Linked DNA regions of Homo sapiens: region 1 is linked to region 2. The links are chromatin loops, found by intact Hi-C in ENCODE. Cell type or tissue: HepG2. All regions are shown on one strand. Links, peaks and the distances in the headings refer to the core of each region. The heading gives the core; the rest is flanking DNA.

Region 1 (9,272 bases), core at 698-8,697, 55 kb before region 2:
CACCTGTGAGACACACACTCCCTGTCGTGACACCTTGTTTTCTTTAAAGCATTTATCACCAACTCACACTTTCTCCTTTATATGTGTGTTTATCAGGCCGGGAGCAGTGGCTCGTGCCTGTAATCCCAGCACTTTGGGAGGCCGAGGCAGGAGGATCACAAGGTTAGGAGACTGAGATCATCCTGGCTAACACGGTGAAACCCTGTCTCTACTAAAAATACAAAAAAAATCAGCCGGGTGTGGTGGCGGGCGCCTGTAGTCCCAGCTACTTGGGTGGCTGAGGCAGGAGAATGGCGTGAACCCCGGAGGTGGAGCTTGCAGTGAGCCAAGATCGCACCACTGCACTCCAGCCTGGGCGACAGAGCAAGACTCCATCTCAAAAAACAACAACAACAAAAATACAACAACAACCTCACAAAAACTATATATGTGTTTATCATCTACTTCCACCCTCTAAGAAGTTAAAGATTTTGTCTTTATTACTGTTATAACCCCAGAGTCTAGAAAAAGTGCCTGGTTAGTATAACTTAAGAAATATTCATTAATATTGAAAAGAACACTGAGCTGGGAGTCCTGAGACCTGTATTTAACTCTGGCTCCACTACTGATTTGTTTGCAGGGGATGCTGGACAAGTTAACCTTCTAGGCTCTCAGTTTGTCTCTTCATCCACAGATTAGATTAAATGACTTCTACAACCCAGTCCTAGTCCCAAAACGCTGATTCTGACATCCTGACTCACAGTGGGGGCCTGGGAATGGAGTTCGTTGACTCTTTTTGTTGTTGTTGACCCCAAAGGAGGTGTTACACTAAATGAGAAATGCTGCAAGCCTCAGTCATCCCTATTGACAAAGAGATTTTGTTTAATGATGTTAATAATGAAATTTTTAGTTAGTGCCCTGAAGGTGAGTTATGTGTATAGGAAAAGCTACTCAGAGGTTTTCTTTGGTCATAGAAATTAATATTCAGGCCAGGCGTGATGACTCATGCCTGTCATCTCAGCACTTTGGGAGGCTGAGGCAAATGGATCACCTGAGGTCAGGAGTTTGAGACTAGCCTGGCCAACACGGTAAAACACCATCTCTACTAAAAATACAAAAATTAGCTGGTATGGTGGCACATGCCTGTAATCACAGCTACCTGGGATGCTGAGACAGGAGAATCACTTGAACCTGGGAGTGGAGGTTGCAGTGAGCCAAGATTGCACCATTGCACCCCAGCCTGGGCAACAAGAGCGAAACTCCATCTTAAAAAAAAAAAATTCAATTTAACAGAATTATAATTAAAAACATCTAGTTCTACCGGCTTTTAACTCAGTCCAAAAATTTTATTGTGTTTTACATGTCTGGTGCATTTTAACAACTACTTTGATGGGTTTTTTGAATGATACTTAGTCCCATTTAAAATCTGGTTATTTAAATGCCTTTAAACATTTTAAATTATGTTTCTTTATTTTATTTTATTTTTTGAGACAGGGTCTTGCTCTGTTGCCCAGGTTGGAATGCAGTGGCATGATCATGGTTCACTGCCACCTTGACCTCCTGGGTTTAAAGTGATCCTCTTGCCTCAGCCTTCTGAGTAGCTGGCACAACAGGCATGTGCCACCATGCCTGGCTCATTTTTTAAAATTTTTTTGTGAAGATAGGATTTTGCCATGTTGCCCAGGCTGGTCTCCAACTCCTGTGCACAAGTGATTCTCCCCTTCAACCTTCCAAAGCGCCGAGTTTACAGATGTAAGCCACCACGCCCAGCCTCTACATTTTATTGATTTGAAACCTTCTAAAAAACTTTAACTGGCTATCAGAGTTTTCTGTATACTTTAACACTTGTTATGAATCTAAGAAGTACATTTATAAATATTGAGAAACTTGGGTCTGCTTAAGAGTTCTATTACTGTATATAAATTTAGGAAGATTTTGACTCAATTCATAAATCTGAATCAATTTCTCAAGCACATATTTCAAATTGAGATAAACAAGCTGAGCTATTATTCTACTAGGATAAATTTTATTAAACATTACAAGAAGAAAAAATTTCAAATATGCACAGCTTTCTCCACACAATAATGTATTTTTGTTTTGATGTACAATTTTATACTTTATTTTATTTTATTTTATTTATTTTTTGAGATGACATCTCACTCTGTCGCTCAGGCTGGAATGCAATGCAATGGCACGATCTCGCCTCAATGCAACCTCCGCCTCCCTGGTTCAAGCGATTCTCCTGCCTTAGCCTACCAAGTAGCTAGGACTACAGGCGTGAGCCACCATGCCCAGCTAATTTTTGTGTTTTTTTTTTTTTTTTTTTAGTAGAGATTGGGTTTCACCATATTGGCCAGGCTGGTCTCAAACTCCTGACCTCATGATCCGCCCGCCTCGGCCTCCCAAAGTGCTGGGATTACAGGTGTGAGCCACCGCACCCAGCTGTACTTAATTTTAAATACTCCCAAAGTTAACATATACTTATCAGTATTAAAAAATGATCACCTCATTCCCCACAGTCTCTTTTGAGCTATAAATGTACATGGTTGTGTGTGTAATTTAGGCTAAAATCTAGGGGTAGTCAGTAGCCCTGATCAGAAATTCACATTCCCATGGTTGTCAACTCACATTTGCTCAGAAAGTTTGCATTCCACAGGAGGCTTCTGCAAGGCTTTAGCTATCTTTACGTTCGATCAACACTACGCATTTGTCTAATTAGCATAATGAATAATAGAAGTATTTTCAAGTATTATGTTAGCATAATAGATCATAGAAGTATGCTCTCATGCATGGAATTAGTGCTATTAAAGAGATATGATTTGGCTAAAACATTTGAGACAATCTCCACCTTCAGTAAAGAGCACACAATTCATGCTAGCTTTTTACTCTTATCTCTAAACGTAATCGGTGCGTATGGCAGAATTTGGTTTGAGTTTTCATATTAACACAGCGGTGAGGTGTAGGTGAGCAGCTGACTGCTATTGTTATCTACCAAAAAAGAACCTAATGGTTGTTTTTAAGCAATTTGGCTCAAGCCAATTGGAAATGCCTTTCCATGTAATTTTGCTATTAACTTAAGGTTGCATAATCAGAAGAATTCTTTTGGGCAACCTTGATAGAACCCTGTTATAATTGTTATGCCAATGAATTCATAACTGCAGGGGAGGTGGTGGTTTCATAGTCAAGATCTTTGATTTTCTACTCAGGGGAATCTACAATCCTTACATTGTTTGATTAGTTTTGTACTTCCTTGGCTCTAAACATATCTCTTCCATTGATTTTTAAAGACTGTTGAACTTGATGAAATCCTGTGTTTTATATTATCTTTATATTCTTAGAATCATATGACTCTATGGTTATTAAAATGATATTAGATTACATTTTAGTGTTCTCTCTTTCTCTCTGGTAACTGTTTAAGTCAGAACTCCTGAAAGTGATTTTTACTGATAATTGACATTAGGAGAAAACACCCATGAACCATGCAGCAAATCCTTAACAAAGCTGGCTCTGGAAATACCTGTTATATCAAGTAGTGGTAGGTTACTGGTGTTTTATTTCCCAGAGAAGTATTTCAGAAATGTAGGCTCCCTCACAGGGCACCAGACCCAATGCCAACTGGAATAGTGGAATAGCCATCCCATTTGAAAAAAGGGGGACATGTGGAGAGGAGGGATAAGGGAAGGAATGTTGAGAGAGGAACGGGGGGAAAATTGTTTTCATGTGTATTTTTCTACTCTGAAGATTCTAGACAAAATGTATTCAGCAGAGAAGGGAGGAGGAGAACAGTCAAAGGTAAGTCATTTTAAATTTTCACTATCAAGAATTCCTTTAAAAGTTTCTCCGTTGACCCATGTTTTGATAGCTTTTACTCTACTAAGTAGATGGTATTTATCACTCAATAACTTATTTCTCCACTTTTATTAATCGAAGACCTATATGGGATTGTTAGGAATACTGATTAGCATGAGCTAAGTGTAGGGGAGGTAGGGATACCCTTCACTGCACCTTTACTCTTCTATGGGCTCTTTGGCTGGGTCTGGGAGCCAAACTGACACGAGGCAAATTAGCAAGAGAAAAGCATGCATGTTTTACCTGAGTGTGGGGGCATCTCCACCAGAGTGTGAAGTCCCAAGAAATGGCCAAAGCTTTTATAATTTTTAGACAAAAATAAATTTGTGAAGAAATGACAGGACAAAGAAATCTGCCTGGGGTAGTAAATTCTAGAGGAGTCACTAGGAGGTATATACATGGAGTGTAAAGCTAGTGGCAGAGTTAATTAATTCAGTCCTGTTGCAGTGCCAAGTCTGGCTCCAATGTTAAGAACTATTCTTTTGTCCTGGTAGTGGGAAGGCACCTGTCTCAAAGAAATCTTTATGGCTTGCACCTGACAGGAAAAGACAGGTCAGCCTTTTCTTGAAACTACAATTTTCCAGTGTTTTCAGCTTGAAATAATCAATATGGCATATTTGGGTATAGTATGTCTTTTACTCCTTCATAGGAAAGAATCTCCATAATGATTTGGTAGTTTCAGCCAAAGAAGAGGAAATTGGGGTGCTAGTTAGATATATTTTTCTTAGCCTTATCACAAACTAGTTCTTTCATAATCTTCTAGTGTTTAAAAAGAAATACAGATCTGGGCCAGGCACGGTGGCTCACACCTGTAATCTCAGCACTTTGGGAGGCTAAGGCGGGCAGATCACTTGAGATCAGGAGTTCGAGACCAGCCTGGCCAACATGGCAAAATCCCGTCTCTACTAAAAATACAAAAATTAGCCAGGCGTGGTGGTGCATCCCAGCTACTCAGGAGGCTGAGGTAGGGGAATCACTTGAACCTGGGAGATGGAGGTTGCAGTGAGCCGAGATGGTACCACTGTACTCCAACCTGGGTGACAGAGTGAGAGTCTGTCTCAAAAAATAAATAAATAAATAAATAAATAATTTTAAAAAATAAAGAAATACAGATATCCAGTTTCCACACCCAATAATCTAAAATATGATCTGTTGGGGTGGGAATCTTCATTTTTTAACAAGTGTTGTCCTTATCATTCAGGTGGTTTAGACCTCACTGTTCCTTGAACAACACTTTGAGAAGCAATCCAGTAGAAATTTTGAAATATTGAAAATAGTTTCCTGACCTCCCTCTGACTTGGCTTCACAGGTCTGGTGACTTCAGGTTGGGAACCTCTGGAAGGGTGAATAATTGCCAACTCAATTCAGCTGTTCAGCCTTGGGCACTGCTTCAGTTGAAGCTCAAGAAGCTATGACTAAGTTGACCTTTTGTCATATCTCTTTTCCTCCCTGTTTATTTAAGTTACCATCTTAACTGGCTGCTGAAGTCAAAAGTGCTTTTGTTCTCTGCATGAATGGTTTGATTCACATCACACCAATATAGCTTCAAAGGGAGAAAAGTCTTTTACCTTTGGATAATCTTTCCCTCCCCCTACAAATGCCACAACTTGGCCAAAGGATTTTAAAGATTTTATGTTTTAACTATTTCAGACTCTTCAGGTTGCTTCTCTCTCCTTTTTCTTCTTGGAAGAAATAGGCCAAAAGAAATAACAACCACTTACAGGATTTTTAACAAAGGCGAATTCCTGCACTTAAGACAGCGATTCGCAAATTAGGAATTTAAAAAGAACAGATTACAGGAGCCACCTCCAGAGAGCCTGATTTGGGAGGTGTGGGATGGGGCTTGGGAAACTGTATTTTGATTCAGTGATTAGCTAGGTCTGTGAATCAACATTTTAGTGAATGAGTACCAGCAGATCACTTTCCCAAGTCTGGATGACCAAGAAGTGACAAATTCTAACTGAGAGTACTCCATTCTCTCCACTATCTCATGCTATGGTGATGATGGAAAGAAAAGGAAAGGAAGAAATCAAAGGCAGTCCAAGCTATCTGCTGTTTGTAGAACCTCATGTTCTGTCATTCACTTTTCCCCTTACCTCCTTGCTCATTTCATGTTTCAGCTGCCCTGGATTTCTTACACTACATGCATGATCACACATGATTGTCTTTTGTCTTCCTGCTTTTATACAAGCTGTTCTTTCAGCCTGGGATTCCTTTATGCCCAACTCCCTTTTCTCCCTGGTAAACTTCAAGACTCCATTCAAATATAACCTACTTTGTGAAGCTTCCCTAACACCCCAGGCTGAGTATATCCTTCCCTTCTCTGTACTCAATTAGATTTTTGTGCATGTAAGTATTGTGGTGCTGAGAAACTCATGTTCTACCGCCTGTAATTTATTTGAAATACTTCTTCATAGATGATATGATATGTATGTGTGTCAGTTAGTGACAAACTCTACATCCTACTGGCAGGTTGATAAAGTATCCTAAATAGGTACAATCTCAAAAAGTGATGAAGTGGCATTTCCAAGCTCCTATAGTCTACATTCTAGGAGAGTTATTATAACCTAATCACTTGGAAATACTATCTAAATTGAGATCAAGGGATAATAGAAGTATTTTTTCATAGGTGAAATGGATGGCATTCAGGATAATTATACTGCCCGGAAAGATAGTACAAACACCTCTGTCTTCTATGAATGGGTTATGAGAACCTGGCAAACCCAGCAATCTTGTGTTCACCCCACTTAACAGGAGCAATCTAGATTAGATGGTTAGCTGAAACCTGCTGCTGGAACATAGGCCCCTCTGCCACCAGAACACCCTTCATGCAAGGTGCTGTCCTGAGTGACTAAAAACAGAAGCTAGGACTTCACTGAGCCTGCAGGGACAGATTGTATGACAGTGCATGTATTTGATTGTTTCACATCCATGCTAATAAATGCATGCTTGGCAGAATTTGGTCTGAGACTTGCTTTTATTGTAATATACAAACAGTAGTGAGGTTGTGTGAGAGGGCACCAATAGCTCTCCTTTACCTCTGGGTTAAAGGTTTAGTAGAGGCTGCCAAGAGAACCCGACACCTATGAATGGCCAAATTGTCTTGGGACAGCAATCTTATTTATCTTTGTATACCTGGTGATGACAGTGCCTGATATAGTAAGTATTCAATAGATGCATTTTTTTGTCCTTAATTCATATAAATATAAAACAAAAAAGAAATTGGACCAATTTAATGATCTTCAACTGTTTTATAGAATTACATAATCTGTGTGAAGGTTTTGATTTAAGCTGTGAAGGTTTTTATTTAAGCAGAGTGGCAACGATCAGGTTGTGAATAACAGACAATTTCATTTATAGACTCTGCTTATTTGGGGAAGCTTTGAATAAAAATTACTAATACCAGCTTTCGATGAAGCCACTGCTTCAGGTGAAGTGCCTTTTGAATAGAAATAAAAATATATTAAAACAACAGTGATACATATGTTTTATGAAGTTTTTATGCTCCTCACCTCCCTCCCCAAAACACCACTATGCAATTGCCCCAAAAAAGGGCAGCTTTAAGAATAGCTGGTGGGAATGTATGACATACTCATTTGCAAACAGTGGTATTCATTGTTCAACACTGTCAAGAAAATTCATCTAAAGAAATTATAAGCCTAAAGAGTTCCTATATTGGCTATTTATCATTAGAGGCACTTCACACAATGAATAGGCTTTACAGGTTGTTAAGCATCTCCAGGAACATTGCTCACTGAAATTTGTCGGAAAGATGATTGAATGTTATTTAAGTAGAACTTTACACACAATAAATAGTACATTTGCAGACTGCTGAGAAAATTGATGAAAAGTATAATGTTCCATTTTGGACTCTAAACAAAAGGCAATCAATTAGCAGAAGCAGTTTGAATAATGTGAAAGAAACTGCCTAGAAACTCTCCTGCTGAAAGATCAGACTTCAGCCTGAAATAACTGCTTTTGCATTAAAAAGATCTGTGGCTTGGCATAAACACGACACAAAAGGGAAGTAAGAACAAAATCCATTTCTGGACCCGCATTCCTCCCCAGAGCTGGATTTCTCCTAAGCCCACCTTCTTTTCATTGTCTCACCTTTATTACGGGCTGCATTTCAACTTCCTATTGAGTCCACAGCCAAACTCTGGGCCAACCTTTCATGTATCCTCCCTAGCAGAGATTTTAAGTGATCTAAGGAGGGATTATTAACAAGACGTCTAGAGAGTGTTATTGATTTCCAGAACTAGGCTTACAAAAATAGGCAGCTGACCCCTGCTCTATATCAAGGGACCAAAGTTACTATTGAACAAGTCTCACACAAAACAGTTTTAGATCATGGACACATATTTACAAAAAATAACTATTATCTCACAGGTAATTTTATATTGCTTGTATATTTTCTTTGCATCATAAATTTAATGGATTTGTATATGGGGGAAATCAGAAGTCTTAGAAAAGAAGTTATATTCTAAAACAAAACCAAATACCACATTGAACTTGAGGGAAGTCAGCTAGGAAAGTGAAATCTGCTGATTATGTTGCTAGTATTTCTTGTAACTGACTTCAATTAATGAGCTAACTTACTGGATTGTCTGACACTCTGTATTTCCTCTGTAAAACAGACTACCTGAGGCCAGGCGCAGTGGCTCAGGCCTGTAATCCCAGCACTTTGGGAGGCTGAGGTTAGTGGATCACCTGAGGTCAGGAGTTTGAGACCAGCCTGGCCAACATAATGAAACCCCATCTCTACTAAAAATACAAAATTTAACTGGGCACGGTGGCGTGCACCTGTAATCCCAGCTACATACATTTATCTAAAAGGGAAAATGGAACTCATTGCAAGGAAGAAACTATTCTGTCCCTCTAAGATTCTGGCTGAATATTTATGCTGAATGATCAGTAATTTTGTAATATATTTCAGCCATTAAACACTATACAGTTGGCCATAACTGGTTGCATTTTTTTATTCTCCATTATGAATCCATTTATTATTATATATTTAATTAATATTGATTTTGAGATTGAGGGAATTGGGTGATAATAAAAACATATTGTATTTATTACACTGGATTTTCATTAAATAGTAACTTTTGTAGCAAAGCTCTTGTTTTTTATTAATATGACAAAAGGAAATATTATTATATTGTTACAATTAATCCAAGAGATAAAATATTGAAGGTGTGCCATGAGATTTTCCTCTTGCAGAACTAACAGAGGAAGAGTTATAAATAAATAGAAGTACTCATGTCTTCTGAAAATAAGATATTAAAGAAAGAACCAACATCTCCAGTTGGTTTTTGGAAAAACAATTCTCTCTTATATTTGAAATTATGCAGTTACCTTGTGTTTTTTCATCAAACATCAATTACTGTGTCAATTATGCCTACTTATTGTACTTGATCACAGTAGCTTATACTAATGTCCTATTT
Region 2 (9,272 bases), core at 873-8,872:
TATTAAGCCTCTGACTTAAATCTGATTTACTAATAGAAATAGTTAAGGAGGAACAGGAGCATTCATCCTTACAAGGCCACATTTCCATTGAATGAGTATTTAAGATCAGTTGGATTAAAGGAGGGAATGGAAAGATAATGATAGGGAGAACTCTCATTCAGTTCAGTCTCATCAAGGCTCCCCTGCCTGCTGAGTAGCAACGGTGGGGATGGGATTCCCTCTCTGTAATTGCACCACTATCATGCCATAAATGATTAGAGAGACGCAGCCTAGCTGTGTCTGAGTCTCTATGGGACAGTTGTGCTCATTAAGCATCTCAATATTTGCCACACAACTTCAATTCCATCACTTCCTCTCTGGAATATTTGTTTAAGTAATCTCCTTGCCTGGGAGCTCTAGGATACCACTCTAATACATGCCACCTTGTGTTGTTGAATCCTACACAGGCCTGTAAAATGAGTATATTCTCAGATATAATAATGATTCTGCTTAGAGTGATCTGGAAGTGCCCAAGGCTAGACAAGGGTGATGGCAGTTCAGTAACTCCGTGCCCTGACTGGTTGTCACTGAAGCCACAGTTGCCACAGAAACTGGGACATGCTTAAATCCCACATCTCATTTCCAAATCCCATGAGCTTCTCCTTCATGACTAGTGGAATTAATTATCCCAATCGTTCAGACACATAATCTTACAGAACCTTGCAGCCACAGATAGTCAAACTTCTTGCAAAGCCAAATCTTCATGGATCATTTAGGTTAATTAATATCGAGTGGTAAATGCTGCTAAAAATTCAGGGCCTCATATGTGGCAGGATTTCATTTTATCATTACTCTGTGGTTAGGCTGTTAGATTAGCATGCACTGGGATAGGTTATTCATGATGGCAGAGTAAATGCAATGAACTGGAAGATAGAAACATTGTTACCGTAAAATTCATGTTAGCATGCTGGCAAACATAGACAGCCTCAGTTTCACTTCACTGACTCTGGGGATTCTGTTCTCAGTGTGTGCAGATAAAGCATCTCCTCTGGGACTGGGTCCTAACCTTAGGACTCAGGTTCCATCTTCCATGGAAGGGCCACTGTGCCAGGCCCAGAGTCATACTTGGAGAGCTCAGATGCCACAGTACGACTAACTGGGGGCTCTAACCTGCTTTCCTACTTAAACTATCTGTGTGACCTTGGACAAGTGCCTTAACCTCTCTTAGCCTCTGTAAGATGAAGAGAACAATTGTACTCATATTTGACCCTTGAACTAGGGGGTTAAAGGCGCAGACCCTTGTGCAGTTGGAAATCCACGTATCACTTTGACTCCCCAAAAGCTTAACTATCAATAGCCTATTGTTGACCGGAAGCTTTGCTAATAACATGAGCAGTTTGTCCCAGAGAACCATAGATTAACACGTTATTTGTACGTTATATGTATTATATACTGTATTCTTACAATAAAGTAAGCTAGAGAAAAAAGTTATTAAGAAAATCATAAGAAAGAAAAAAAATTTAGTATTTATTAAGTGGAAGTGGATCATCATAAAGGTCTTTATCGTCATTGTTTTCAGGTTGAGTGGGCTAAAGAGGAGGAGAAGGAGGGGTTGGTCTTGCTGTCTCAAGGGTGGTAGAGGCAGAAAAAGATCTATTTATAAGTGGACCTGCAAGTTCAAACCCGCGTTGTTTAAAGCTCAACTGTTTTCATAGGATTAAGTGAGATGACGTGTTTTTCATGCTGGGTACATTACATGGAATTCAGGAAGTGCCCCCAAAATATTAGTCCTGATATTATTTTTCTTGTTCATTGAAGAACAGACTTGAAAGGGCAGTGAAAAGGCTGGAGAAAAATGAAATATGTAGGAAATTTTGAGAAAGATATTTGACAAATTATCCTTATATTCATTCTTAGCCAATACTTATTGAGCAATTACTCTGTGCTATGCACTGCTCTTTGTGTCTGGAATATAGTAGTGGACAAAACAGATATTTCTGCCCTTGTACAGCTTATGTTCTACCTGGGGTAGGGGGTGGGTACAGAGTACTTAATAAGCAATAAATAAATTATGTAGTACATTACAGTGTGAATGTTATGAAAAAAGAAAAAAAATGTGAAATCAAGTAAGAGGAATTAGGAGCACCAAGGAAGGAGGGGGCAGGGCTAGATTAAATCTACCATTCTTCTCATAACCAAAGTGGGAGTAACCCTGCCATTCAGACCGTGATTCCTTCAAATGATTGGATTTGCTTCTATTAATACTAAGAGCACCAGACAAAAACCCAACATTGACTGAAAGCTTATTCTGTGCCAGGGACTATTCTAAGGACGTCATGTTTAAAACCTTTTAAAATATGTATAAAAGGTAGATGTTATTACTTTCCCCATACAGAAGAGGGATCTAAACAACAGAGGAGTTAAGTAAATTGCCAAAGGTCACACAGTTCATCAGTATCAGAGCTATGATTCAGCACCAGCATTCTTTACCACTAACCTATACCATTCACACAAAGCATGAGTTGAAGTTAGAATGTAGAGATCTCAACATAAATTCAGGCTGCTTGGGCAACTCTGCCTTTCAAAATAACAAAGGAAGCCTCATATCTAATCACATCTAGATACCTATTTTCTGAGTGTAAATACTTTTAAGATAAGTTATCATGTATTCATATGATAATTGACTTACTTTAGTCATCCCTTGATAGAGGAAATGAAAATGATTACAAGTGATGAAATGATTATAAAATCAGTAAATTTAAAAAATTCATTTGTACTACTATTCCTCTCAACAGCCTCTATTTAGTTACTTGGAAAACAGACTTGTACTCTGCTTGGTGTACATATGGATTTGGGAACTCTTTGCAGTAAATCAAGAGTGCCGCAGGGGTTTGTGACCCACAGGTGGGATCTTTAAAATAAACTCCTACTTGGATTTTTGTGGTTGTCTCTAAACTGGAGATGGATGACAGAGTTCAATAGGAAGGGAAAGGCAGATTTTATTTACTTTTATACACATTTTCTCAGATGGTTACTGTAAGTTTTTCTTAAACAGGAGATCTCAGTTGAGAATTCTTTGATTCAAAGTTTAATCAGCCCAGAGGACTTCTTACTAACAAATTTATAAGAAAAAGTATAGAGTATGGAGTTAAGGGCTAAGACTCTTAAGCAAGATTTATTAGTTATTGTCCCCTAATCACTTAATAGCTGGATAACCTCTATGAGCCTTAGATTATTTTTCTATGAAATGGGAGTTATCATCACCATCCCCTCCACCAACACCATTATTATTATCTCCTGGGATTGTGGTGAAAAGTAAACGAAATATTACAATTAAAATGCTCAGCTTGATACTGGCACCTCCTCAACATTCAGTGAACGTAGCAATCATCATTAATACACAAAAGAGTTGTTGATGTTTTTAGCAGTTATGTGATAGATGGAGTTGAAGAATAAGCGGAAAAGATAGAAATGAGTAGCTGACTTTGATTATGACTTTTGGCATTAGACATAGCAAAACCTCAGGCAAGTAGTGATCAAGTCTACTTTCACCCTCAAGTGTTCTGAATAGAAAGAGAGATAAGAGTGATTGTGGTAGAAAGAAAGCTAAAAAGCTTCTCTTTTCTTTTTTTAAAAATTTTAAATCTATTTTATTAGTATGCTTTATTATGCTTTAATTATTGTTTAATTAATTATTTTTAAATTACTTTATTATGCTTTAATTATTTTTATTATGCTTTAATTATTATTTATTATGCTTTAAGTTCTGGGGTGAAAGAAAGCTTTTAAGAACTGAAAACCAATGTCAGTTCTCTGATTAAAAGGAAAAGGTGGTAAAGGATATGCTAATTGGTGATGTGTATATGCAAAGAAGCCAAGGAAAACAGGAAAAAGAAGCAAAAGAAAGAAGAAAAGGGGAAAAAGAACCAGTGGAAAATAGAAGCTTTGAGGATGGTAGGGTAGAGGCCGCTGGATGGCGAGCAGAAGGCCACTGATGGTGGAAGAGTGGAACAAGCAATGAAAAAGGCAAAGATGACCGGCAGTGCTTCTGCCTGGCAGCTCCTTCACCAGTCCTTATAGCAACAGGCATGAGGCGTTTTCTACTCTAAAGGCTGGCCAGTATCTGGTGGGAGAGGTAGAACACAACTCTGTAATAATAACATGATTTTGTAATCCATGTTTATTATGAGCCAGGTGTTTTTCATAGTTCACAAAGTGGATTCTATTTTATAGATGCCAAAACTAAAGCTTAAAGGGGTGAGGGTTACTCAACAAATAAGTAGAAAAGATGGACTCCAGAATCTTCTGCATATTTCTTCCTGTTATAGTTCTTGAAGCTTCAGGTGGTCAACTTGCTAAATCAGGAAACTATCACTGGAGTAACTCATATCATAATTATGCCAGATAACTGTGGCATATTACAGATTTTTTTTAAAAAAGAAAAAAGTACTGCTTTTTTTTTTTGTTTGCCATTGTAAATCAACTTAAAAAAAGTCAAAAAGGCATCAAGTGCTACAAATATGGCATTTGATAATTTTCAGTTAATTATAGATGGCATTTACTTAACATTTAGGCAATTTGAAAAGGAGTTATTGAGTATTAGCAGAATCAGCAGCAAAGGTTTTTCTAAGCTCCTGGAACCATGAGTCAAGGTAAATAAAAGTTCCCTGGTTAGAAAAGGGCACCAAAAAAGCCTTTGAAAAGTAGTTCAACTTGACTTTGACTTATGATGTCTTTGGGAACTTGCCCAGTTTCAAGGTGAGGCTATTGAGACAGGAAATACAAATGACAGTACAAAGAAATTACAGGGTTCCAGTTAAATCCTCATAGAGAAAGGCTGAAACTGTAAGGGAAGTTAACCACAAACTCTAAAGATAAATTAAGCAAAAGTTAGAATTGAATTGTGACTTGAAATTCTCTGGCCTTTCCTATTAGTCCTTTATACAAAGGAATAGCCCACACAATAAATGTATCCGCTTTGATCATTATCTAGCAAGCTGTCTTGATGTATTTAAAGAAAAATCTCTGAGATATTAATAACCCATTAATTAATTTTGGCCAAAGTCTATTGGTGTTAAAAATAAAACCAATTGCATATTACCTGGCTAATTTATGACATTTATCTACTTATAACAGTAACTATTTTGAGAAGCTGGTATATTATTACAACACACAAATAACTGTAGTATTGAGGGGGTGGAATATGTAGGCAAATATGTAAGTTCTACAATCCAACTTTTATCTTCCCTTTGTTCCCAGTTTTATTTTTCTGGCATTAATCTTGGCATTGAGTTCTATTTTTGTTGACTAGACAAAAGAAACGGGGGGGTTTGGTGGACAATCAGAGTGAGAAAGTAGGGCATTTGGAAAAATAGGTAGGAAGTGCTTGGCCTCCAGTCCATCCTGCTTAGTTTTTCCTTCTGAACAGAGCATGCATCAGCACCCAGACTCCCTAACTGATTTCAAAGCGAGCTTCTAAACATTTAGTTTTGCAAATAATACCTTTCTTATTCCCCAGTGAAATAAGACTGGGTCAGAGATGTTACAGCAGGTTCCTTTTCCCTCTCCACATAGTTAGAAGAGCCAGGCTTTCTAGTAAGCAGGTAATTCAGCTCTAGTGGTTGGCTTGATTCAATTAGTGATGGGGCGAACTTCAGTTTCCACATTCCAGGAGGAGGGGTTGCCCTTTTCACATTAAAACAACAGACTATGGTCCTGACTGGTTCCATCACTTGCTTCTCTGTAATTAATCTGTGGGCCCAGACAGTGAGCCTTGAGTAAGGAGTCAAATGCACACGATACACAAATAAATTTGTCAAACTGACCTCTAGGCAGCAGAGAGTATCTGAGTGAGGAAATATTTAGCAGGTATACATTTGCCAATCCCTAAATCAGGGTGTGTTTCTTTAGTAAGTAGGGGACTAATTCACTGAACTCAGTGCTTAATGTCTACAGACACGTCTCATGTACTTTGGGACATTCACACCATTGCTAGACTGAACTATTGGCCCATCAGAGATTCTTAGTGCCTTCTTTCTTAGTGCCTTCTTCCCTTTGTGTAGGCAAGAGCTATTCTTGTGGATATACAGGAAATCAATGACTCTTTTCAGCATTAGTAGTTATCATTGCTTGGGCAGCAACTCAAGGTAGAAAAATATAGCTAGAACAACCATGCCACAGTGGAAGATGGGCCAAAGACAGGAAGTTAGGATGTGCGGTCCAATCAGTATTGGGAATGCTTAACTAGACAACCAAGCTCCTTGGAGATCAACTGTTGGCTATAAATGTACATGTGCAAATATAATATATGTGTTAAGCAGGAAAGGCAGGAAGTAAGGGCTGTATGTTTTAGGCTATAGAACCTAAGAGCTTCAACAGTAATTTCCAGTGCAGGTAACTAATAGTTGTTATTTTTTTTTTTTAGTTTAAAGACACTGGCCTCATATAACCTGAGTGTGAAAAAGAACCCAGAACTCTTCTTGTACCCATTGTCAGAAAATCTTAGAAGGCCAGTCGTCTCTTTCAGAGATTTTCAGCCCTCTTCTAGGGCAAAAGACTGAGTCAGTATAATTACAATCACCTGGAAATAAACTGCAAACAGAGCTGCTTTTGTTCCCCAACTGAAATCTTGCAAAAGAGATGCATTACTTTGCTAGCTCCACTTCCTAACAGGAAAACAGTTTTGTATATTTGCTGCATTGTTTTGTTGTAATTTTCTGAAAAATATCAATTCTGATTTTTATTAACATATGAAAATAAAAGCTAATGCCCTGCTGTACCCTCCATTCTATGAAGACATTGTTCTCTTGACCTCTTTTCATTAATGGGAAAACTAAAAAGAAAACAGACATTTCCAATTTAATAGACATTCTACTAGATCTAAAGACTTGGCTCCTTTTTCTTTTTTCAAAAGTCCTTCTCTGAAGTAACCTGTCACTTAAAAAAATTCAAAATCTTATGCAATTTGTTCTGAACTCAATATTTTTGAAGTAAATACTAATCATTTTTTTTTTTTTTAGTGCTGCTGTATATTATGGTTGGGTGGCCTACATCTTCTGTTGTGTATCTCAAGCTGGATCAAGTTCACTTTGCAGGGAACTCTGTGCACCTACAGGAATAGAATGGGCACAAAGAGGATTAGAATCCCTGCAGGGGCAGCACAGAGAATTATGTTTTCTTCATGAGCTCTGATGTTTTATTAACCATTCTAGCAACTTTGCATCTGATAGAATCCACAGATGAAGTTCATGTTGTTTGTTACTCTGCCAATATAAAAGGCTCTCTTTTGAATGGAATATGAAGCTAGTGGCTCTCACCCACCAGCCATAGGGCATAAGCTTGGACCTTGTTTTTCTGGCAGCAATAACAAGTGTGCTGACTTGTGCTGTCTTAGTGGGTCCTGCCTGTGACCAACAGGGTGAGTTTCTGAGTTGGCTGTGTAGGGGGAACTCTGCATTTTGGCGCTAGAACAGAGAAAAGTCGGGCAGTCTGGAGTCCTGACCCTGACCTCATTAGCACTGTGCTCCTGTCCATTGAAATAACTGTGCAGTGATTTCAACTTTAATTTGGTCCTAATTCTGGGATGATTCCAACTCAGCTACTCAAGGCTGTAGAAAAACAAAATAATGAATGTTCTGAAATCTGCTATTTTCTTTAACACATCAAGCTCATCCTTGTCCAGCATAAAGACACAGACCCAGAATTTCCTCCTGACTTTCCTCTATCTTCCCTCTTTGCCCCTGCCTTTAAAAAGATGCATAATAATTTTGCTATAGATGAAAAAACATGGTACTCCAAAGTCAAAAAGGCTCAGGTTTGAATTTCAGCTTTGCCATATATTGGCCATATAATTTCAGGTAAAAATTTCAATCACTTAGAGCCGCTGTTTACACATTTGTAAAAATGGAACAAAAGCTGTGGCATGGAGAAGAGATAGAAGCAGAAGAAATGAGTTTAAATCTTAGTTCCTTAACCTCTTGGAGCCTAAAAACGTTAGTTAGTACCCACTCCATATGGTGATAATGATGATTAAGCACCATCTCTGCATTGTGAATTTATAAGGGTTAATGGAGTAAATGTGTATAAGTTTCTAGTATTATGTATAGTGTTCAGCAAGGACTACACAGATATCAATTTCCTTGTTTATTCTGGGCAGTTTTATAGAGGTCAAAAATCCCTTTGTTTTTCAGGAGTCAAGGACTTCTCATATTGTCAATAAGCTTTTTGAGCTGGAAGGCCAGAGTAGGTCATGACACATTTACTTGCATTGCTCAGTGGAAGAGGATTCTACAGGGTGCTTATAAAATCTCCAAGCTTAGGAAAATGCACATAAGTAGTTTCTGGATATTCTCTTTTAATACAGTGTTCACTGTGTTAGCCTCATCCACAATATGTAGTTCCATGTGCTGTGCAAAACTACAATAAAAATGTGGCCGGGCGCAGTGGCTCACACCTGTAATCCCAGCACTTTGGGAGGCTGAGGCGGGCAGACCACCTGAGGTCAGGAGTTTGAGACATGCCTGGCCAACATGGTGAAACCTTATCTCTACTAAAAATACGAAAATTAGCTGGGCATGGTGGTGGGCACCTGTAATTCCAGCTACTCGGGAGGCTGAGGCAGGAGAATCGCTTGGATGCAGGAGAATTGCTTGAACCCGGGAGGCAGAGGTTGCAGTGAGCCGAGATTGTACCATTCCACTCCAGCCTGGGTGACAAGAGTGAAACTCCATCTCAAAAAAAAAAAAAAAAGGTGCACCCTAGATATCCAACCCTGCCACTGCGGTGCAATGAGGTAGTGCACCAGCCTTAAATCATCACTCTGGACCGCCTCTCCTAGTCCATCAACTAACGACATGATTTAGTCACTTGAAAATGGCAAACATGTGCCTATGTTTCCAAATTTTAAGGCCACCCTGTGGTTAAGTTCTAACATTTGAATAAGATAAAGGGCCTCCAGGGAGAAGTTTATTCTGCTTTCCAAATTGCAAAAGTCACATGATTATAAGAACAGTCTGCTTTCCTAGAGGTTTGTGGGAGCAGAGTCTATTCATGACCTTGTTTTCAGATACAGCCACTAAAAGGACTCCCTGCTAAAAAATATTTTTCCCAATATATCCAATTTATACATAATTAGTCATTTTCTTTTTGTTTTTCCTTAAGCTGATGAATTACTTAGAGTTCTTATAAATTCACTTCAATATTTAGAGGTTACATAGAAGAAGAAGAATGAAGAGACAATAAGAAAGGGTAGGGAAGTAGAAGAACCAAGAGAGTGTGATATTCCAGAACCAAAT

Evidence for each region. Hi-C counts contacts between places; a loop is a spot of excess contacts. Peaks named below come from ENCODE experiments on the same cell type or tissue, not always from the same donor. Only the 100,000 strongest peaks of a DNase experiment are listed, where the experiment ranks them.
Region 1: it touches region 2 in a loop (2.1-fold over the local background); 4 of 110 quality-filtered maps call a loop at or near these places.

Annotation. Positions count from the first base shown.
Region 1 is chr12:75,762,924-75,772,195 of GRCh38, reverse strand. The region is part of intron 1 of LOC105369844 (a long non-coding RNA gene); the gene reads left to right. Among named protein-coding and RNA genes, the nearest start is that of KRR1, 260 kb to the right of the region's middle. In HepG2, for the core only: no CTCF peak of the experiment used is centred there; a DNase peak (open chromatin) is centred at 5,305.
Region 2 is chr12:75,707,856-75,717,127 of GRCh38, reverse strand. All of the region lies in intron 1 of LOC105369844 (a long non-coding RNA gene), which reads left to right. Among named protein-coding and RNA genes, the nearest start is that of KRR1, 200 kb to the right of the region's middle. RefSeq lists an enhancer at 5,383-5,884. In HepG2, for the core only: no CTCF peak of the experiment used is centred there; DNase peaks (open chromatin) are centred at 2,467, 4,697, 6,581 and 8,187.